Linked DNA regions of Homo sapiens: region 1 is linked to region 2. A link is an interaction called in ENCODE POLR2A ChIA-PET data of the cell type or tissue named here. Cell type or tissue: B cell. All regions are shown on one strand. Each heading gives the region's core, and the rest is flanking DNA. Links, peaks and the distances in the headings are about the cores only. Region 1 overlaps IQGAP1 (IQ motif containing GTPase activating protein 1). Region 2 overlaps IDH2-DT (IDH2 divergent transcript).

Region 1 (11,393 bases), core at 2,684-6,683, 270 kb after region 2:
TGGGAAAGGCCTTGAATGCCTTCCCAAGGAGTTAGGAATTTATTCCACACCTGGTGCCCATGAAGGAAGCAGATTGCTTCAAGGTTAAGCTCAGGCTTTGGAGACAGACTCTCCAGGTTTGGATTCAGGCCCTGTCACTTATTTGCCATGGGGCTGAGTTCACCCAGCCTCAGTTTCTTCGTCTGTAAAATAGGAGTGATAATCACAGGATTGTTGTGGGGTTTCAATGAGAGAATGCGTGTAAAATGCTTCGTACAATTACTGCCACTTATGTCTCAATAACTGCTGGCTTTGGTCATTAATAAAAGAGGGAAACAATATTATCAGATCTGTATTTAGAAGGAGTTCTGGCAGATAGGGACAGATTTGTGCCAAAATCTCAAGACAGTATTTTTCAAGATTACACTGAAACTTAGTACATATTTATATTATCATACATTTTTAAAAAGGTCAAGATGATTATAGTTGAAACCACATAGTTCTTTTTTTAAGAAAGTCATTGTAGTACACCTGGCTGGCTACACACTCATTAGTTATCCTGACTTTCTAGGTGAGTGGCAGGAAATTGATTCTGTGGCAATCTTTTATCACTCAGGAAGGCTACAGATCCTGGTGTTTACATTCTTTCTTTTATGTTGTAGCTGTCCTGGATAATGAAAGACTTACTGCAGAGGAGATGGATGAAAGGAGACGTCAGAACGTGGCTTATGAGTACCTTTGTCATTTGGAAGAAGCGAAGAGGTAAAGATTGGCTGGCTGGAGAGAAGATTAAGAGAAGGGAACTGATAATAGTGTGAATACAAATAAAGATTGCTTTGAGGCTGAACACAGTGGTCCATGCCTGTAATCCCAACACGTTGGGAGGCCGAGGTGGGGGGGAATCACTTGAACCCAGCTGTTTGAGACCAGATTGGGCAACATAGTGACACCCCATCTCTACAAAAAAATTTTAAAAATTAGCCAGGCATGGTGGTGCATGCCAGTAGTCCTAGCTACTCGGGAGCCTGAGGAGGGAGGATCACTTGAGTCCGGGAGGTCGAGGCAGCAGTGAGCCGTGCTCTCACCACTGTGCTCTAGCCTGGGTGACAAAACTCCTGTTTTTGGTGGGGGGAAAAAAAAGAAAAGATTTATTTGAGTATGTTATAGATGTAACTGGGAAGCTGGTGGTTGAGGGAATAAGTATAGGTAGGGTATTTATTTATGGCAATAAGTAGCCTTGATGAGAGTTTATCATGAATCACTGTGATGGGCATTTAAGTGTACTGAACGGTTTTCCAGGTTTCTATTGTTCAGTCTTATGCTTATTGTGCATGTTTTGGGCGTTACCAACTGTGGGGTGGAAATAGCATTTTTAGGATTTGAAGTTATTGGCTTTAATGTTTCACTTATGCTTCATGAATTTTGATTTATATATGAATTGAGTCTCCTCCTCCTATGACCTGCGGAGTGGCTGCTTGGTTTGGGAGGCTTAGAAGCGTGGTGCTGTTGGTGTAGGTCCATCTGTTTGGCAATATTCAGAGTCAGCATCCTCTGCATTCTTTGTGAAGTGAATGTAAAGCTGCTCTTTTCCTTTTTCAGATGCCCCACAACCTTGTGGTCTTAATTTTAGAGTGTCATTTTGTTATCAGTGATTCATTTCTTTTGTTCTGGTGCTTGTGTTCTTTTGCAGAGTCCCAGGGTAGATGTAATTATAGATCATGTATTCTATAAGTGAGCTTTGGTGGAAAAGTCAAGTGAGGGATAATGAAATATTTGTAATTAACGTTTAATAAAAAGGGTGTTTGAAGTGGTGCTAATAAACAAGTGTGTGTGTATGTGTGTATTTTAATTCTGAAAATCTTAAAATGCTACAAGAAAGTCCAGAGAACAGTACAACAAACATCATTGTATTCCAGAACTAACAAATGTTAACATTTGAGATATTTCCCTTTCCTCTAAAAACAAAACAAAACAAAACCAACATCGCTACATTTAAAGTCTTTTTTGTGCCCCTCTGGTCCCATTCTTCCTTCTCCTGGGGCAAACACTAACCTGTATTTTGCATGCCCTCTTGTGTCTAGGCTTCTTTTCTGAGCTTAAAACTTCCAGGAAACTGGAGCTTGGGTTTCAGTGATGACTTAAGTGAGGAGGATAACACTTGTCTTTCTAAATAATAGAAGATGACATAGCAAGGCATGCTATATCACTAGAAAAGGGGGCATTTTCTCATATGAAGTTTATAAGAAAACAAAAACTGTAAGATCTCTGCCATTTAAATTGTGGATTTCAAGGTTTGGAAGGTCAAAGAATTTGGAAGCTGCAGCTGTTCTGAGAGACCATCTTGTGCTCTGTGGAGCTTTGGTGATTCCACTGAGGTGACCTGGGGGTGAGAGGGAAGAGCTTCAACACACCTTCCTTCCCCCATCCAAAGTAGCTCTGCTTTTGTTTTACTGTTGAATTTCTTGAATAAAATTCACTTGTTACAGAGGGTGTTTTGGCTAACACCTCCCCTCCCCCAAACACTACCAATAACTAGTTCAACTGCTAATCTAGTTCAACCATCTCATTTAATGAAGAAACTGAAGCCTGAGTTTTTTGGTCTACTTGTAGTTTTCTTGATTGAAGAATGTTTCTATCTTTTTTTTTTTTTTTTTGTACAGTCTCGCTCTGTTGCCCAGGCTGGAGGGCAGTGGCGCAATCTTGGCTCATTGCAACCTCCACCTCCCGGGTTCAAGCGATTCTCCTGCCTCAGCCTCCTGAGTAGCTGGAATTACAGGCATCCGCCACTACGCCTGGCTAATTTTTGTATCTTTAGTAGAGACTGGGTTTCACCATAATGGCCAGGCTGGTCTCAAACTCCTGACCTCAGGTGATCCGCCCGTCTCAGCCTCCCAAAGTGCTGGAATTACAAACGTGAGCTGCTGTGCCTGGCCTCATCATTTTTTTAACTATGGTTGTTAACCAGGTGTGTGCATTAGAATCACCTGGGGAACTTAAAAAAAAAAAAAAATACACCTATCTGGGCCCTACCATAGAGATTGTGGTTCAGTAGGTCGGGGTGGGAGATCCAGACACATAGTAGTCCCTTGGTATCTGTGGGGGTTTGGTTCCAGGACACCTGCAGATATCAGAATCCACAGTTGCTCAACTTCCTTATATAAAATGGCATAGTATTTGCATATAACCTTAGCACATTGCATAATATATACTTGAAAACATCTCTAGATTACTTATCATACCTCTAGATTACTCTAGATATATCTCTAGATTACTTATCATACCTGATCCAATGTAAATGCTACATAAATAGTTGTTACACTGTATTGTTTTATTTATATCTTTCTTTATTTTTTTCTGACTGTTTTTGATCCATAGTTTGTTGAATCCATGGATGCAGAACCCATGGATAAGGAGGGCCGACTGTATTTTAAATGTCTCTAGTGATTCCGATGCTCCTTCCTTGGCCCCCACTCCTCCCCCTGTTGAGAAACAAGATTTAAAACTCTGCCTTATGCTGGGATATCATGACCTCAGTAGAATGTTACACTTCATCCTATTTCTTCATCAGGTTCTGCATTAGCCAGGCATTTTATTTTCAGCTACTCTAGAGCGTCTTTTTTTCTGTCAGGTGTTTTTTTCCAGTATAGGAAAGTAGCCCATTTCCTTTAAAGACCACCCAGCAGGCATGATCCCCTGAGGTGTTTTTTTGTTGAGTGCTTTTGCATACTTAAGGAGTAACTGACCTGGCCCGGTGGCTCACGCCTGTAATCCCAGCACTTTGGAAAGCTGAGGTGGGCGGATCACCTGGCGGTCGGGAGTTCGAGACCAGCCTGACCAACATGGAGAAACCCCCGTCTCTACTAAAAATACAAAATTAGTCGGGCGTGGTGGCGGGTGCCTGTAATCCCAGCTACTCGGGAGGCTGAGGCAGGAGAATTGCTTGAACCCGGGAGGCAGAGCTTGCGGTAAGCTGAGACAGTGCCATTGCACTCCAGCCTGGGCATCAAGAGTAAAACTCTGTCTCAAAAAAAAAAAAAAAAAAAAAAGGCAGTGGAGACATTTGTGATGATCTTCAGGTTTTTTTTTTTTTTTTTAAGGGAGGGCATAATAGTGGCATATTACCCTAGCACACCCTGCCCATTGGCCTGGCATCATGGAAAGGTGCCTGGTCTATTTTATGGAGGCAATCATAAAACTGGGTGTGGTGATTTTTGTTGTTGTTTAAGGCTTTGATTTTAAAAAATCAAGGTTGGAAGCACCTATTTAGATTGTAAACTAGAGAGGACAAAGGAAAGAAGCCTGGGAATGTTATGGTGAGAAAAGAGGACTAGAATCCCTGTCAGCCACCTATGTGGCTGCTGCCACCCCTAAAAAGTGTTGTGAGTGCACCAAGGACAAATGGCATGCTCTTCGTTATTAGTGAGCTATTAACCTCTTCCAGTTCTTTCTCCTACCTTGGTGAACCGGCCTGTATCTTGTGTGTTCCGAGGGCCCCTCTTTCCCCTCTAGCGCTAGACCCAGTTTGCCTTTTTGGTTTGGTTCCATCCTGTTTCCTCCATAACCTCCACCCCTCCCAAGTTGGAGGAGCCCCAATATCTGGGATTTACAGTAACTCTAAGGCCAGGAATAAAGATCATAGAGATTGGAGGGAGAAAAGCTTCCCCTCTTCAGTTCTATTTATAATACCTCTACTTCTACTAAAAGCTCCACCTTTTAGTACAGTGGCCCCATTGTGTATCCTAGGGCACTCCATTTTCTCCTCTGCCTGTAACAGAGCTCTTTCTTGGGAAAAGAGAGGAGTGTGTAGAGAGTGAATATGACTGTGTAGAGGCAGTGAGTATAAGTAAGAGAGTATAAGTGTAGAGAGACGAAAGTTTTCTGTGGCTGTGGGTTTGTGTTTCCCTGAAAGGTTAACTGGGAAAATTTAGGGGTAATTCCTATAAATGAGCACTGGGAGTGGTTGAGAAATAGAAAATGTAGAGATTTCTGCTTTTCTTCATTGTTTGGAGAGCAGCTTCAATATTGAAATTAAGCCGCTGTTCTAATGAGATATCACCTAACGATTCAAGGCTTTTTGCTAAGGGCTGCACAATAGATCAAGGATACATCTTAAATTATTATTTATGCTTAAATTGAAGCTTATTTTTATCCTTTTGCCTGTTCTTATTGAGTTTTACATTTGTTTAGGCTAAGGAGCGGGGTTTTTTTTGTTTTTTTGTTTTTTTTTGAAACGGAGTCTCGCTCTGTCGCCCGGGCCAGAGTGCAATGACGCTATCTCGGCTCACTGCAAGCTCCGCCTCCCAGGTTAACGCCATTCTCCTGGCTCAGCCTCCCGAGTAGCTGGGACTACAGGCGCCCACCACCACGCCTGGCTAATTTTTTGTATTTTTAGTAGAGACGGGGTTTCACCGTGTTAGCCAGGATAGTCTTGATCTCCTGACCTCGTGATCCGCCCGCCTTGGCCTCCCACAGTGCTGGGATTACAGGCGTGAGCCACTGCGCCCGGCCGGCTAAAGAGCAGTTGTATAGGAGCAATGAATACCGTTTCACTCAGTTGAAGGAGGTAACATTTAAATATGTGAGGTATGTTCAGTGCTTAGGTCTTGGACAGGAGGAAGTAACAGATCAGAATAAGGTTCAGGTGAAAAGAACCAAGAAGAGAACGTGTCAGGCAGGACAGAACAGGGAATTCTGCAAGTGAGAAGAAAGTACGATTAGTACTGGAAATGGAAGAAAATTCAGCTAGGTTAAAGGTCACAGGAAGAAAGTTAATTCCAGCATTCTCTGAGTTTCAGACAATTCCTGGTGTGCGCTTTCAAGTCTGTCATGGGCCACCTTTCTGCTGCTGAGTGCCCGTACCCTAGCTCAAGGAATAGGGCACACCCCTCTTGTAGAAGGGAAGGTAGGAACGCTGGCTGGTTGGAGACTGTCAGCAACTCCACGGTGATAAGTCGAGCTTAGCACTAAGTAGAAGTATGTCACTTTCTGTAATTTAGAGGAATTGAAAAGGTATCTTGGAAAGAAATTAGTTCTTGGGAACAAAGTCTTTTTTGTGCATATGTCTTTACTGTTGGCATAGAGCATTTTCTGGGATGGGCTCTTCAGATCTCCTCTCCCTGTAAGTGATTTCAGAATTCCATGAATGTTGGGATATGTCCAGGCTGGCACCCTGGGATCATGAAAATAGAAGTTAAGACATTTAAGAAGCAAGAAAACAAAATGGGTAGGTGAGGTGACTAGGAAGAATATCATGCCCAGCACTTCTAGAATTCTCAAAATGAGGAGCATCACTTAAATTTTGAGGGGGATCATTTTTAGGATGGTGACCCAAGCTCTCTTTGTACAGATGAGAAGTCTAGTTATCTCATGAGACCCAGTGTGACTAAAGGACCATAGCATGTAGCTGCGTAATGGCACGGTGGCACTAGGAGCTGATCCATTCATTTATTTATAATTACCAAGGGGAAGTATGGGGTGAGATTTATTCTTAACTCTTAAAATGGTGACATACACTATTTTAAGAATAAACCTCCATTCTTTTTTCGGATATTAATTTAGTGCAACGGCCTTGGACAGGCTCCACCATAAGAAGTGGGTTGCATTTAAAAGTGTATTTATTAAAAGTGGTTGAAGCTGAGTGCTTTTCTGTATTGTAACACTGTTGCAAATGGGGAGTATTCATTCCTAATGTGGCTGCCGAAAGCTTTTTACCCTACCATGTAGCTGAAAATTTAGCAAAAAAAATTTTTTTTTTTTTTGGAGACGGAGTCTCGCTCTGTTGCCCAGGCTGGAGTGCAGTGGTGCGATCTGGGCTCACCACAACCTCTGCCTCCCGGGTTCAAACGATTCTCCTTCCTCACCCTCCCGAGTAGCTGGGATTACAGGTGCCCACTGCCATGCCTGGCTAATTTTTGTATTTTTAGTAGAGATGGGGTTTGACCATGTTGGCCAGGCTGGTCTCCAACTCCTGACCTCAAGTGATCCACCCGCCTCGGCCCCCGCAAAGTGCTGGGATTATAGGCGTGAGCCACTGCACCCAGCCTAGCAAAATTTAAAATTAAGAAATGTAAAGAGTTGAACTAGTTAGTACCCATTATTATTAAGAAAAGTCATGTGGCTCTATATTCTCATAGTACGAATAATTAAGTAAAATAGAAATTCAAAAGTATGAATAAAATTTCTTTGAAAATCTTGAATGTTGAGATATCTTGCCACAGTGAAAAGAATCAGACTTTCTGTTTTGGCAGGTGTGAGTTCTGATTCTGGTTTTGCAAGTTGCTTAACGTCAGGGAGTGAGCCCAAATTTGTCCTTTGCAGAATGGGAACGCTATGCATCTTACAGAGCTGCTGTGATGGTTAATTGCTTGGCACAGTGAAATACAGTAGGCACTCAACAAACTTTTTTTTTTTTTTTTTTTTTTTTGAGACGGAGTCTTGCTCTGTCGCCCAGGCTGGAGTGCAGTGGTACAATCTTGGCTCACTGCAACCTCCGCCTCCCAGGTTCTCACCATTCTCCTGCCTCAGCCTCCCGAGTAGCTGGGACTACAGGCGCCTGCCACCACACCTGGCTAATTTTTTACATTTTTAGTAGAGATGGGGTTTCACTGTGTTAGCCAGGATGGTCTCGATCTCCTGACCTCGTGATCCACCTGCCTCGGCCTCCCAAAGTGCTGGGATTACAGGCGTGAGCCACCACGCCCGGCCTGAACTCAATAAACTTTTATCCAAGCACCTGGATAAAGGATATCCTGAATTTTTTCTTTTCTTTTTTTTTTTCTTTTTTTTTTTTGAGATGGAGTCTCACTCTTGTTGCCCAGGCTGGAGTGCAGTGGCACTATGTTGGCTCACTGTAACCTCTGCCTTCTGGGTTCAAGCGATTCTCCTGCCTCAGCCTCCCAAGTAGCTGGGATTACAGGTGCCTACCACCATACCCAGCTAATTTTTGTATTTTTTAGTGGAGACGGGGGTTTCACCATGTTGGCCAGGCTGGTCTCAAACTCCTGACCTCAGGTGATCCACCCGCCTTGGCCTCCTACAGTGCTGGGATTACAGACATGAGCCACTGTGCCCGGCCTCCTGAATTTTCACATTAAATCTGCAAAAGGAAAAGCAGATTTAATGTGAAGATGACAGGAATTTTCTGGGCACTTTCAAGGTCCTAAGGTTGGTAGCCCTAGTTTTTTCACTTCAGACCTTAGCTTTTATCTGAAGGAAAACACCAGAAACAGAAGATACTTCTAGGGAGTGGAATGGGGGTAGAGGGTGTGAGATTTCCTTTTTACTTAATACTGTACTATATATTTAAAATGCTTTTTACAGTGATAATTTTATAATAAAGGAAAAGAAGGGATTAAGTAAAAGGAAAAACTGTGTATATAATTTTTAGATATAATCACAAATTCAGATTTTTAAGTTACTACACAGATGTTCCTCGATTTAGGAGGGGGTTATATCCCAATATTGTAAGTCAAAATGCATTTAATACACCTAACCTACTGAGTATCATAGCCCAGTCCACCTTAATTGTGCTGAGAATACTGATGTTAGCTTACAGTTGGACAAAATTATCTAGCACAAAGCCTATATTACAATAAAGTATTAAGTATCTTGGCTGGGCGCGGTGGCTCACACCTGTAATCTCAGCACTTTGGGAGGCCAAGGCAGGTGGATCACTTGATGCCAGGAGTTCGAGACTAGCCTGGCCAACATGGTGAAACCTCATCTGTACTAAAAATACAAAAAACATTAGTTGGGTATGGTGGCGTGTGCTTGTAATCCCAGCTACTCTGGAAGCTGAGGCACAAGAATCACTGGAACTGGGAGGTGGAGGTTGCAGTGAGCTGAGATCACGCCACTGTACTGCAGCCTGGGTGATAGAACCAGACATTGTCTCAAAAAAAAAAAAAAAAAAAAAGTGAATATAGGAAATCTTCCTTGAAAAAACAAAGATACTCCTACCTCAGCTTCTCAAGTACCTGGGACTATAGGCCCACTTCACCTCACCTAACTAATTAAAAAAAATTTTTTTTTTTGTAGAGATGGGGTTTCTCTATGTTGCCAGGCTGGTCTTCATCTCCTGGGGCTCAGGCTATCCTTCGCTAAAGTGCTGGGATACAGGCGTGAGCAGCCACACCTGGCCTGTATTGTCTTAATTTACTATTTTCAGTGGCCATCTAATGTTCATAATTTATTTAGGTTTATTCCTGTTTAAAGTTCTATTGCTTTGATTGCTGGAGAGTTTAAACATTTTCTTACATATTTGTTTATCAGTATTATTTTCTTATGCAAATTTTCTGTTTTTGTTATGTGCCTGGCTTCTAGGGTCATGATGTTAACTTTTGTGAGCTCTTTTATAACATGGACTTGACTTTCTCTCGTATTTGCTACAAACATTTTCCCTTGATGTTTCATTGTATTTGTTTTCTTCATTGTAGTTTTAAATTTTATTGAGTTTAAATGTCAGTCTTTCGATTTGTAATTTCTTCTATCAACTCGAAGTCTAGATAGTTTAATTTCTCTAAAACCTTGCCAAAATTTTCAGTTTAATAATCGATTGGCTTACTTTTTATATATTTGTAGAGATGGGGTCTTGTAATGTTGATTGTAAGGGGAACTTATCCCGAACTTCTGGCCTTAGGTGATCCTCCTGCCTCAGCCTCCCAAAGTGATGGAATTACAGGCCTCTAATATCCTTTAAAAACCAGCTGTTTATTACCTATTAGCAATTCATGTCTGTTTTGTCAAATATTATGTATATATATATTTCTAGTTCTGGACTTTTAAATTATGGTGAACCATATTTCATTTTTTTGAGAAAAATATATATGACTTTGTTATACTTCTTATCATTGAGAAACAACATCTGAAGCTAGCTTAATTTTAACTCTATGACAAGTAACTTGATTTTTTTTTCCTTTTTTCGTGACTTGAAATTTGTAGAATTGTTGTTCCTTGAGGTATAAACATTTCCCCAGTTAACATGTTAGGGTTGCTATTGGCTTAGCAATTTTGCCTGCAATGTGGAGACTCTTCTTGGTTTATAATGTCTCTTGTTTGTTTATTTTAGCTTTAGGAAATTGTCCATTATGCCTGTGGTGATTAGTTAGATCTGTGTAGTCTATTTTATGGCTCTTCTTCATTTTGTTTACGTTAAATAAGCGTTCTAGGTATGTGTCTCACATACATCTTTTGTTGCACTGACTTGATTTTCTACAGTCTTGATATTTTTTCCTTGGTTCTGTTAATGGTAGTTGCTTTGTCCTATTGTAGTTTATATTTTTAATTAATTCCTTTTCCGTCTCCATTCTTGTTAATAGCTTAAATGATCTCTTTTTAGTTCATGAAGAAGAGTGTGGCACAAAAGATCCTTTCAAGGTGAAAAAAAGGAGCAGGTAGCCAAGATAGTTGGGTTACATAGTTTACCACTTCCCTTTATAATCCGTAGGTGTTGAAATAGATGTGGCCATGAAAAACCAGTGTTAATCGGGCAGCTGAGTGTATGGATTGTCCACCAGTCAAGGTTGGGGAAAAAATCTGGCTGGGCTAAGTGTGGCCCGTTAGTTTGACCTCATTTGGCATGTATTTCTTCTGGTCTTACAGGTCAGAGCAACTGTTTTTATATATTTTAATGTCCCTAATGACAAAATAGTAAAAATACATTTGAGGACCCAAGTTGGCATGTTCTAGGAATTTCATTTTCCGGCTTAGTGTGGTGACCTGCCTCTGATTGCTGTACAATTCCTTCTGCTTCACAGTGTCACATCTGGGGATACCAGTTGGTAGTGGAACCTGTTTTGGACATTTTTAAGCCTTGTGGTATCTGATGGACTCTTGGTTGTTTCTAGCTGGTGCTAAATAAACCCCTTGACAAGAAGTATTTGTGTAAGAAAGCGCTGGTAGGCAAAGTGAGAACATCCGGAAGTGATTCATATTACTGTGGTTGTTTGCTTAACTCAGGACTTGGTTGCCTAGAGACCATATCGTTGAGTTAGCCGAGTGAAGTGCCAGTGGAACCTGGAGGGCCTGTGGCCTACCGGATCAAATCAGGGCTCTGCTCCTTAATTTTTCTCCTGAAGTCTCCTAGCAATCTGATTGATCTCTGTGGTTTGACAGTGCGTGAATTAAAAAAATCTTAAACATATTAATGTTTAAGAAAGATCTGGTTAATGGTTTATTTTGAAGAGTAAGAGTTTACTTGCTGAAGTTTGAATGTTGGGTTAAAATTTTTTAAAAAAATAGTTGTATGTTGGGAAGAATTAGTTATTTCAATAAGGCATTTTATTCTAGAAACCTCAGTACTTTAAGGCAGCTAAAGGAAAGCCAAAATAATCCCCCAAAACAAAAAACCAAAAACCTGCAATTTGCAAGGCAGTCATAATCTAAAATATTTTCTGTCTGTCCCAAAGTCAGTGTAT
Region 2 (11,393 bases), core at 3,870-7,869:
ATACCTGGCCATGGAGATTGGCCCTATAGACAGAGAAGGGCTGAAGAAAGCAGAAACAAAGAACAAAGAGTGCATTACAGTTGAGCCTTCAACAACACAGGTTTGGACTGTGCACTTCATTTATTTGTAGATATTCTTCTTTCTTTTTCTTTTTCTTTTCTTTTTGAGACTTAATCTCGCCCAGGCTGGATTGCAGTGGTGCGATCTCAGCTCACTGCAACCTCCGCCTCCCACATTCAAGTGAATCTTGAACTAATTCAAGAGAATCGCTTGAACCTGGGAGGCAGAGGTTGCAGTGAGCTGAGATTGCACCATTGCACTCCAGCCTGGGCGACAGAGCGAGACTCCATCTCTAAATAAATAAATTCATTAAAATAAAATCAAATTACTGTTTCTTGTAAGGCAGGGAAAGGAAGACAGAACAAAATAAAAATAACTGATTAGTTAACAGCAGATTATTTTAGGTTACTTTTTTTGTGTAAGGACTTTATTATATCAAGTAAAGATTTAAACAGATCTGTTTGGGAAATCCGCTGTCTCTTCCTTCTGATTTCTTCAAAGGTCAACCAACAATTTATTGTAGGTGTGGTGAAAATGGAACTGTAGCATGGGTGACTCCATTTTGATTTTCAGTCTGGTCTGTTAGGGCCTAGCCCAGGAACTTTGTCCAAAATAATGGGCTTCTATAATTTTTATTTAATATACCGTATAATATATAGTCCATATTAAGTTTTCCCAAATTGTCCCAATAATTAATGTAAACATATTTTTAAATTACAAACACATAGGATTTAGGAGCTGTCTTTTTGATAGTGATTTTATGTTTTATTGCACTGGGTCTTGCTAAAGAAAAAATGATTCATGATGCTTGTTAAAGATGGCAAGGCAGGTTTTATCCAAGGTGAGCTATGGTGATAGGTTTAGGGACCACTGTGATGGGGTCTTGTAGTGGGGGAGAGAGTGGACTCAACTCCAACTCCAACAAGGACAAGTGGGGATCTATAACCAAGGAGCGGGGGGTTGAGTATCAGTGGATGGAAAACTACTAAAAAGAAACATCGAGGATAAAAGGGCTTCTGTTCTGGCTAAACTGACTGATAGCATTATTGCTGAAGGCAGGCCAGGGTGATAAGATATCAAAGGGGGTCAGATACCAAGGTTGGGGCCTGCCTTCCTTCTTTTTTCCTTCCTTCCTTCCTTTCCTTTCCTTTAATTTCCCCTTTCCTTGTTCTTTTCCTTTCCTTTCTTTCTTCTTTCTTTCTTTTTTATTGAGACAGGGTCTCACTCTGTCACCCAGGCTGGAGTGCAGTGACACGTTCTCGGCTCACTGCGGCCTCGACCACCTGGACTCAGGCGATCCTCCTGCCTCAGCCTCCGAATCGCTGGGACCACAGGCATGCATCCTAATTTTTTTGTATTTTTTATACAGATGGGTTTTCGCTATGTTGCCCAGGCTGATGCACCCACCTTGGCCTCCCAAAGTGCTAGGATTACAGGCGCAAGCCACCGTGCCTGGCCTAGATTTTGTTAAACTGACTTAGCTGGTCATTTGCTCAAACTGGATTCTACAAAGATAGAGAGGGAAGCCCGAGGTCAGGCCTATGGAGGCAGAGGACTCAGAGGAGGCTGACTGAAGTTTTGGCCAAAGGGAAGTCTTTGTTAGTTTATAATTTGTCCTCTTTGACATGTATTGACTCTTCTTTGGTGGTCCAATGTGTGGTCAAATGTGTAAGTTCCAGGTGTTTTGGTTTTGTTGTTGTTTGACATAAGGTCTCACTCTATCACCCAGGCTGGAGTGCAGTGGCATGATCTCGGCTCACTGCAGCCTCGACCACCTGGACCCAGGCAATCCTCCCACCTCAGCATCCCAAAGTGCTGGGATTACAGGCGTGAGCCACTGCACCTGGCCTTTGTTTGTGTTTTAAGAGATAGAGCCTTGCTATGTTGCCCAGGCTGGGCTTGAATTCCTGGGCTCAATTAATCTTCCTGCCTCAGCCTCCCAAGTGGCTGGGACTACAGGTTCATACCACCACACCCAGTTCTAGGTATTCTTTTATTTATTTTTTATTTGATTTATATATTTTTTTTCTGAGATGGAGTCTCGCTCTGTCACCCAGGCTAGAGTGCAGTGGCCCGATCTCGGCTCACTGCAACCTCTGCCTCCCAGGTTAAAGTGATTCTCCTGCCTCAGTCTCTGAGTAGCTGGGATTACAGGCATGCGCCACCATGCCTGGCTAATTTTTGTATTTTTAGTAGAGACAGGGTTTGCCTATTTTGGCCAGGCTAGTCTCGAACTCATGACCTCAGGTGATCTGCCCACCTTGGCCTCCCAAAGTGCTGGGATTACAGGTGTGAGCCACCGCATCCAGCCCTAGGTATTCTTTTTGTTGTTGTTGTTGATTTGTTTTGTTTTTTAGCAGAGACAAGGTCTTGCTATGTTGTCCAGGCTGGTCTTGAACTCCTGGACTCAAGCAATCCTCCCACTTCAGCCTCCCAAAGTGTTAGGATTACAGGTGTGAGCCACTACACCCAATCTTTTCCGATTTTTTTTTTTTTTTTTTTTTTTTGGCAGGGGGAGATGCATTAGAGTGCAGTGATACGATCACAGCTCATTGCAGCCTTGACCTCCTGGGCTCAAGCAATCCTTCCACCTCAGCCTCCCAAGTAGCGCCACTGAAATCTATGTTCTTGTAAGTTTTTATAAGCTATTTGTTTCTAAGAGAGGTGTTAAGACTGCCCAGTGTGATTGTGGATGTGTTCATTCCTCTTGGTAATTCCATCCATTTGTGCTATATATATTATGAAGTTTTCTTAAGTGTTATGCTCATACCTGTTATATTTTTCTAGTAAATTACTCCTTTTATCATTAAATAATGATTCTCTTTATACCTAAACTTGCGTTTTGCCTTAAGATTTATTTTGAACTATTGTATATTGCTACACCAGCTTTACTTTGGTCCGTATTTGCCTGATACAACTTTTTTCATGCCTTTTACTTTTAATTTTTTATGTTACATATTTTATGTGTATCCACACATAGCTGAGTTTTGGTTTTGTAACATACTTTGAAAGTCTGTCTTTTTTTTTTTTTTTTTGAGATGGAGTCTTGCTCTCTTGCCCAGGCTGGAGTGCAGTGGCACAAGCTCGGCTCACTGCAATCTCCGCCTCCAAGGTTCAAGTGATTCTCCTGCCTCAGCCTCCCCAGTAGCTGGGATTACAGGTACGAACCACCAGGCCCAGCTAATTTTTGTAGTTTTAGTAGAGATGGGGTTTCACCATGTTGGCCAGGCTAGCCTCAAACTCCTGACTTCGTGATCTGCCTACCTCGGCCTCCCAAAGTGCTGGGATTATAGCCGTGAACCACTGTGCCCAGCTGAAAGTCTTTGTCTTTTATAAACATATTTACACTGTTCACATTTATGGAGATTGCTGAATATTTTTTACATTTCTATCACTTTATTTTGTACTTTCTATTTGCCATGCTTTTCTTTTGCTTATCTATTTATTTATTTATTTTGGAGACAAGGTCTCACTCTGTTGGCCAGGTTGGAGTGCAGTGGTGTGACCGTAGCTCACTGCAACTTCAGGCTTCTAGGTCAAGGGATCCTCCCACCTCAGGCTCCCAAGTAGTTGGGACTATACGCCCATGTTACCACGCCTGGCCTTCTTTTGCTTCTTTTCACATCCTTTTAAGCTTTCTATCGGATCAGCCAAGATTTCTTTATTCTCCTCTACCTCCCTTACTGGTATGGAAATGATATGTTCTATTTCTACCTGTTTAGAAATTAAATTCAGACTTGGGAACCCACATCTATAATCTCAGCACTTTGGGAAGCTGAGGCAGGAGTATCACTTGAAGCCAGGAGTTTGAGACCAGCCTGGGCAGCATAGCAAGACCCTATCTCTACCAAAATTGAAAAACAATTAGCCAGATGTGATGGCACACACCTGTAGCTACTCAGGAGGCTGAGGCAGGGGGATCCCTTGAGCTCAGGTCAAGGTGGCAGTAAGCCATGATCACACCACTACACTCTAGCCTGGGTGGCAGAGCAAGACCCTGTATCAGAAAGAAAAAAAAGAAAAAGAAAGAGAGAGAGAGAAGGAAAGAAGGAAAGAAAAGAAAAGAAAGAAAGAGAAAGAGGGAGGGAGGAAGGGAGGGAGGAAAGGAAAGAAGGAAGGAAGGAAGGGAGGAAGGAGAAAGAAAAGAAAAAGGGAAAGGGAAGGGAAGGAAAAATTAAATTCTTGACTTTACAAAGTTTAAAACTCATTATTTTATTTATCCTTCTTAAAAATATGAGAAACTTAGATTATTTCTCTCCAATTCTCCCATCTTTCATGTTATTAGTCCATAATATTTTAGTTCCAGTGGGAGTTCTAAGCCTCCTCATTTTTCTTTTCAAGTAGATGTATAAACATGTTTGCACCTTTCTTTCTTTTTTCATAGAGACAGGGGTCTTCCTATGTTGCCCAGGCTGGTCTCAAACTCCTGGGTTCAAGGGATCTTCCCACCTCAGCTTCCCAAAAGTGCTGGGATTACAGGTGTGAGCCACCCAGCCATGCCAGTTTCTTTACTCAGCATTGTGTCTTGAATTTCACTCCTGCCTCCTGGGTTCAATTTCCTAATAACTGAAAGGTGTCATTCAACAGGTCTTTTAACAAAAGTCTGTGAGAATTAAGTTTCTCTGTTTCAACTTGTTTTATTTTACTCTCACTGCTAAGGTCTAAATGTCTCACAGAATTCATGTATTAAAATTTAATGGCTGGGCCAGGCGTGGTGGCTCACACCTGTAATCCCAGCACTTTGGGAGGCCAAGGCGGGCAGATTACTTGAGGTCAGGAGTTCAAGACCAGACTGGCCAACATGGCAAAACCCCGTTTCTACTAAAAATACAAAAAAAAATAGCCAGGAGTCATGGTGCATGCCTGTAATCTCAGGTACTCTGGAGGCTGAGGCAGGAGAATCACTTGAACCCGGGAGGCGGAGGTTGCAGTGACCCGAGATCCTGCCACTGCACTCTAGCCTGGTCAACAGAGCAAGACTCCATCTCAAAAAAAAAAAAAAAAAAAAATCAATGGCCAGTGAGATGGTATTAAGAGGTGAGGCCCTAAAGGCTGAGACAGGAGAGTCGCTTGAACCTGGGAGGCGGAGGTTGCAGTGAGCCAAGATCGCGCTGTACTCCAGCCTGGGCGACAGAGCGAGACTCCGTCTCAAAAAAGAAAAGAAAACAACATTACCTGCAACCCAGAAACCATCCTTAAGTTCTCTCTTAGACATTATTTTTCCAAATTCCCCAAAGGTCACTACTACTATCCTAACTTCTACTAAAATGATTGATTTTGCCCATTTTTATTTTTGTGTAAATAAAGTCATACAGTATATACTCTGTTGTGTCTTTTTCTCAACATTACATTATAAACTTCATTCATGTTTTTGCATGTAGCTGTAATTTACTAATTCCGTTGCTATCTAAAGTTGCATTTTATGAACCTGCCATAATTTATTTCTACTATTTGCATTCTACTATTGATGAACATCGGGTGTTTACAGTTTGGGGCTATTACTAACGATGCTTCTATGAACGTTCTTACACTTATCTTCTGTACATATATACAAAATTCTGTGGAATAATACTTATGAGTGAATTACTGGGTCATAGGACGTACACATACATATATAAAGTGTTCAGTTTTAATAGACACTGCCAACTTTTCAAATTGATTGTCTAATTTATATTCTACCAGCAAAGTATGAGAGTTTCAGTTTCTCTACAGCACTGATAACAGCATTGTCATTCTTTTCAGCTTTAGTTATTCTGGTGGGTGTAGTGGGAGCTCAGTGCGATTTTTAAATTGCATTTCCCTGGGGACTAATGAGATTGAGTTCCTTTTCATATGCTTATTAGCTATTTGGATATTCTCTCGTGAAGCACCTGTTTCAAATCTTTTGCCTGTTTTTCCATTGGCTTTTCTGCTTGTTTGTGATTTGTAGGAGTTCGATATACATTTTTTTTCTTTTTTCTTTTTTTTTTTTTTTTGACGGAGTCTCGCTCTGTTACCCAGGCTGGAGTGCAGTGGCGCGATCTCAGCTCACTGCAACCTCTGCCTCTCAGATTCAAGCAATTCTCCTGCCTCAGCCTCCTGAGTAGCTGGGATTACAGATGTGCACCACCACCCCCAGCTAGTTTTTGTATTTTTAATAGAGACGGGTTTTGCCATGTTGGCCAGGCTGGTTTTGAACTCCTGACCTCAGGTAATCTGCTGCCTCGGCCTCCCAAAGTGCTGGGATTACAGGCATAAGCCACCACGCCCAGCCTTGATATACATTTTGATATGAGTCTCCTTATTTATGTATTTATTTATTTATTTTGAGACAGAGTCTTGCTCTGTCACCCAGGCTGGAGTACAGTGGCGTGATCTCAGCTCACTGCAACCTCCATCTCTCAGGTTACTCAAGTAATTCTCCTGCCTCAGCCTCCCAAGTAGTTGGAATTACAGGCACACGCAACCATGCCCAGCTAATTTTTTTTTTTTTTTTTTTTTTTTTTTTTGGTAGAGATGGGGTTTCACCATGTTGGTCAGGCTGGTCTCGAACTCCTAACCTCAAGTGACCCACCTGCCTCAGCCTCCCAAAGTGCTGGGATTACAGGCATGAGCCACCACGCCCAGAGTCTCCTTTTTGGATGTATGTGTTGCAAATGTCCTCTTACTCAATGGCTTGCTTTATTTTTTTAACACATCTTTCGATGCACAAAAACTCTTAATTTTAATGTAGTCCAACTTATTGACCTGAGAAAAGAAAAATAGCTCAGAACAGTCTGAGCTATGTGAAATTGTATACAAAATTGATCAGGCCCAGAGAGACTTGAGTATGGGACTTCAGTCACAGCTCCCCAGGCCCTCCCACATTCAGGCCTGGGGCACCTGTTTAAAGGCCTTTTTTTTTTTTTTTTTTCCTTATCTGTTATCTTCATGTCCTGGAATTCCTGATACAAAAAAAATCAATGGATAGCCAATCAATAGCTTATATTATTTTAATGTAAATTCTTGGTAGACCATTTAGGGACTGCTTCTCCTTTTTTCCTTTAAAAACCCATCTGTAAATATTGCTAATTGGAGCATTTATTCAGGGCAACTTGAATCTGTGCTCCCAGGTTGCAGTCCTCAACTTGGCCCAAATAAACTCTCTATTTGTATAAATGATTTTCCCTCAGTTTTTTCCTCTAGGTCGACATATCTTTTGTTTATTTGTTTGTTTGTTTGTTTTTTGAGATGGAGTCTTGCTCTGTTGCCCAGGCTGGAGTGCAGTGGCATGATCTCAGCTCACTGCAACCTCTGCCTCCCAGGTTCAAGTGATTCTCCTGTCTCAGCCTCCAGAATAGCTGGAATTACAGGCATTTGTCACCACGCCCAGCTAATTTTTATATTTTTAGTAGAGACAGGGTTTCACCATGTTGGCCAGGCTGGTCTCAAACTCCTGACCTCAGGCGATCCACCTGTCTTGGCCTCCCAAAGTGCTGGGATTACAGGTGTGAGCCACCACGCTCTGTCAACATATCTTTTATGTTTATTATTTCTATGTCCTATGTAATAAATCTTTTCCTATCCCAAGATTGTGAAAGTATTCTCCTATAGTATCTTCTAGAAGACTTATGCCTTTTTGAAAACTCCTATAGGCCGGGCGTGGTGGCTCACACCTGTAATCCCAACACTTTGGGAGGCCGAGGTGGGCGGATCACGAGGTCAGGAGATCGAGACCATCCTAGCTAACACAGTGGAACCCCATCTGTACTAAAAACACAAAAAATTAGCCGGGCGTGGTGGCATGTGCCTGAAGTCCCAGCTACTCGGGAGGCTGAGGCAGGAGAATCGCTTGAACCCAGGAGGTGGAGTTGCAGTGAGCCAAGATTTCGCCATTGCACTCCAGCCTGGGCAACAGAGTGAGACTCTGTCTCAAAACAAACAAACAAACAAACAAACAAAAAACTTCTATAGTATCTTCCTAAAGTACAGAAGCTTTAGGCTTTTTTAAAACTTTTACAATGATACCTATAATTAATCTAGAATTGATTTGTATCCACCCTGATTTCAGGTATGTTTAAATGTGAAAAACAATGTGTTCTCAAGAATTGATAAAAGTTATTTTTTTAGCCCTCATCTGTTACTTAACACTTTAGGGCATTTTTCTTTGCCATTAAATATTCTTCTACAACATATTTTTAAATTGTAAATTGGCAAATTACCATTGTATATGCTATGGGTTACAAAGTGATGTTATGGGCTGGGCACCAGTAACTTAAGCACTTTGGGAGGCCAAGGTGGGAGGATTGCTTGAGTTCAGGAATTCAAGACTAGCCTGGGCAATATTGTGAAACCCCCATCTCTTAAAAAAAAAAAACAAAAACCAAAGTGATGTTATGATTTATGAATACAATGTAGAAAAATTAAATCAAGCTAATTAACATATCTGTTACCTCAAATTCTTATAATTTTTGTAGTGAGAACATTTGAGATTTACACTTAGTGACTTTGAAATGTACAGCACATTATTATTTACTATATTCACCATGCTGTGCAATATATCTCAAAGAAAAAAACTTATTCCTCCTGTCTAATTGAGGATTTGTACCCTTTGACTATCATTTCTCCCAAGGTTTTGTTTTGTTTTGTTTTGTTTTTTTACTAGCAGCCTAATAGTCCATTATATTCCTCTCACTGGAGCAGGGGCTCTGGAATCAGTCAGGTTAATATTCTGTCCTCACCTCTTAGGAACTATGTAACTTTTACCTTTTTTTTTGAGACGGAGTTTCACTCTTGTTGCCCAGGCTGGAGTGCAATGGCGCGATCTCGGCTCACCACAACCTCCGCCTCCCAGGTTCAAGCGATTTCCTGCCTCAGCCTCCTGAGTAGCTGGGATTACAGGCATGCACCACCACGCTTGGCTAATTTTGCATTTTTAGGAGAGACAAGGTATCTCCGTGTTGGTCAGGCTGTTCTCTAACTCTTGACCTCAGGTGATCTGCCCGCCTCAGCCTCCCAAAGTGCTGGGATTACAGGCATGAGCCACCGCACGTGGCTGAACTATGTAACTTTTGACAATAATTTTACTCTCTAGGCTTTAGCTCTTATGGGAGATGGCCAGGTCTTGAACTGAGTTAGTTTCATAGTTGGATCTCAACCCCTAATTGATTGAGTTAGAAGCCCTACATCAACTGAAATAGTGGATCATTAACTCTAGAACAGTCTTATTTACTCATAAAAGTCTCCTAAAGACCTAGGATAGGTCACATTTTGAGAGTCCACAGTTTTATCTACTGTGACTAAGAACAATAAAACTACATGAAACAATGCCCTGTGGTGTTTAAAAGCTGTAGTCAGGGTTGGCAGCATGAAGGAGTGGCAATTGAACCACTTAATTAAATTCCCTTATCAGATGATCAGATTATTGTTTATCAGTAGAGCTAGTGATTAAGTGAGGCCTCCAACCTTGTCCTAGCTGGTTGCCTTGGGAGAGTTTCCAGACTTCTCCGTGGCTCACTTTATCATCATCTGTAAAATGGGTAGAGTAACAGCTTAGTACCAACCTCATAGTAATGTGCTGGTTAAAATATACTCAGCTGGCTGGGTGCGGTGGTTCATGCCTGTAATCCCAGCACTTTGGGAGGCCAAGACGGGTAGATCACCTGAAGTCAGTAGTTTAAGACCAGCATGGCCAACATGGTGAAACCCCGTCTCTACTAAAAATACAAAAATTAGCCAAGCGTAGTGATGCACACCTGTAATCCCAGCTATTCGGGAGGCTGAGGCAGAAGAATTGCTTGAACCCAGGAGGTGGAGGTTGCAGTGAGCTGAGATAGCACCATTGCACTCCAGCCTGGGCAACAAGAGCGAAACTCCGTCTCAAAAAATAATAGTAATAAATAAATAGTACTCAGCTGGCTGGGTGTGGTGGCTCATGCCTATAATCCCAGCACTTTGGGAGGCCAAGGAGGGTGGATCACTTGAGCTCGGCAGTTCAAGACCAGCCTGGCCAACATGGTGAAACCTTCTCTACTAAAAATACTAAAATTAGCCTGGCATGGTGCCATGTGCCTGTAATCCCAGCTACTGGGGAGGCTGAGGCAGGAAAATTGCTTGAACTTGGGAGGTGGAGGTTGCAGTGAGCTGAGACTGCACAACTGCACTGCAGTCCAGCCTGGGCGGCAGAATACAATTGTGTCTCAAAAAAAACAAAAAACAAAAAACAAAACTCAACTGAAGATGGACGCAACATGTGATAAGTGATGAATAATGGCCACCATCATTCTCATCTCTGGCTGGGGTAGGACTAGTGAGATCGGGACGTGTAAGGTAGCTCACTCAGATATTGGGTTAGGGAGACCCAAAAAACTGCAGTGGAACTCAGGCGCTGTTCATGTGGGGCAGATGGCTAATACTGAAACTCACAAGAAATGGCTAACAACAAACTTCCTAGAAATCAGTTTGTTTGGGCCAGGTGCAGTGGCTCACGCCTGTAATCCCAGCACTTTGCAAGGCCAGGGTTGGTGGATCACATGAGGTCAGGAGTTCAAGACCAGCCTGGCCAACATGGTGAAACCCCATCTCTATTAAAAAATACAAAAATTAGCCAGGGATGGTGGCACGTGCCTGTAATCCCAGCTACTTGGTAGGCTAAGGCAAGAGAATCACTTGAACCCAGGAGGCGGAGGTTGCACTGAGCCAAAAAGGCTCCACTGCCCTCCAGCCTGGGTGACAGAGCAAGATTCCGTCTCGGGGGAAAAAAAAAGAAAGAAATCAGTTTGTCCAATGAGGTGCTGGCAAATGTTTAACAACCAGCTCCAGTGCGGGGGGTGTGTGTGTGTGTATGTGTGTGTGTGTGTTTGCTAACTTGTAGCATTTGCTGATTTCGGTAGTGTAAATATTTCCACCATGGCCAATTTCAAACTACCAACACAGCATCACTGAACAGAGTTGTATATTTCCATCTATAATATTTCCACCATATAGATGCAACAGACATAAATGTCCTCAAATGCATAGATACTAGTAAAATATAGTAAAATAATTAGAAAGTGATGAGTTTGAGTCTTTTAATATAATCATAAGTTTATATAACTTAATTTTTAATAATGGCTATGTGTAACAACTGGCTTGCAAAATTCTTGAGAATTTAACAGTTGGCTCTCATGAGCCTGTACAAGCTGGCTCCAGACACCACTCCAGCCACCCCATGTCTCCTTTTGGATCTTGTGGAGTATAGCCCAGGACGTGGCAACTGCACAAGAGCTTAGGGCAGCTTCAATATCCTTCTTAGGGACTCCTTCCTCTGGCAATTGTGTCCCCCTCCTGGAGGACACAGCCCCAGAGGTGACCTTTTCCCTTCCAGGCTCCAAGCT

Evidence for each region. Peaks named below come from ENCODE experiments on the same cell type or tissue, not always from the same donor. Only the 100,000 strongest peaks of a DNase experiment are listed, where the experiment ranks them.
Region 1: POLR2A ChIA-PET joins it to region 2 with 5 read pairs; 4 of 35 experiments call an interaction of 5 or more read pairs at or near these places.

The regions. Positions count from the first base shown.
Region 1 is chr15:90,390,133-90,401,525 of GRCh38, forward strand. It overlaps IQGAP1 (IQ motif containing GTPase activating protein 1), which reads left to right. Exons shown (of 38, transcript NM_003870.4): 2 at 642-741. Among named protein-coding and RNA genes, the nearest start is that of IQGAP1, 7.6 kb to the left of the region's middle. RefSeq lists enhancers at 4,897-5,398, 5,399-5,898. In B cell, for the core only: no CTCF peak of the experiment used is centred there; no DNase peak of the experiment used is centred there; H3K27ac peaks cover 1,609 bases.
Region 2 is chr15:90,115,408-90,126,800 of GRCh38, forward strand. The region is part of intron 2 of IDH2-DT (IDH2 divergent transcript); the gene reads left to right. Among named protein-coding and RNA genes, the nearest start is that of IDH2, 19 kb to the left of the region's middle. RefSeq lists an enhancer at 6,180-6,679. In B cell, for the core only: no CTCF peak of the experiment used is centred there; no DNase peak of the experiment used is centred there.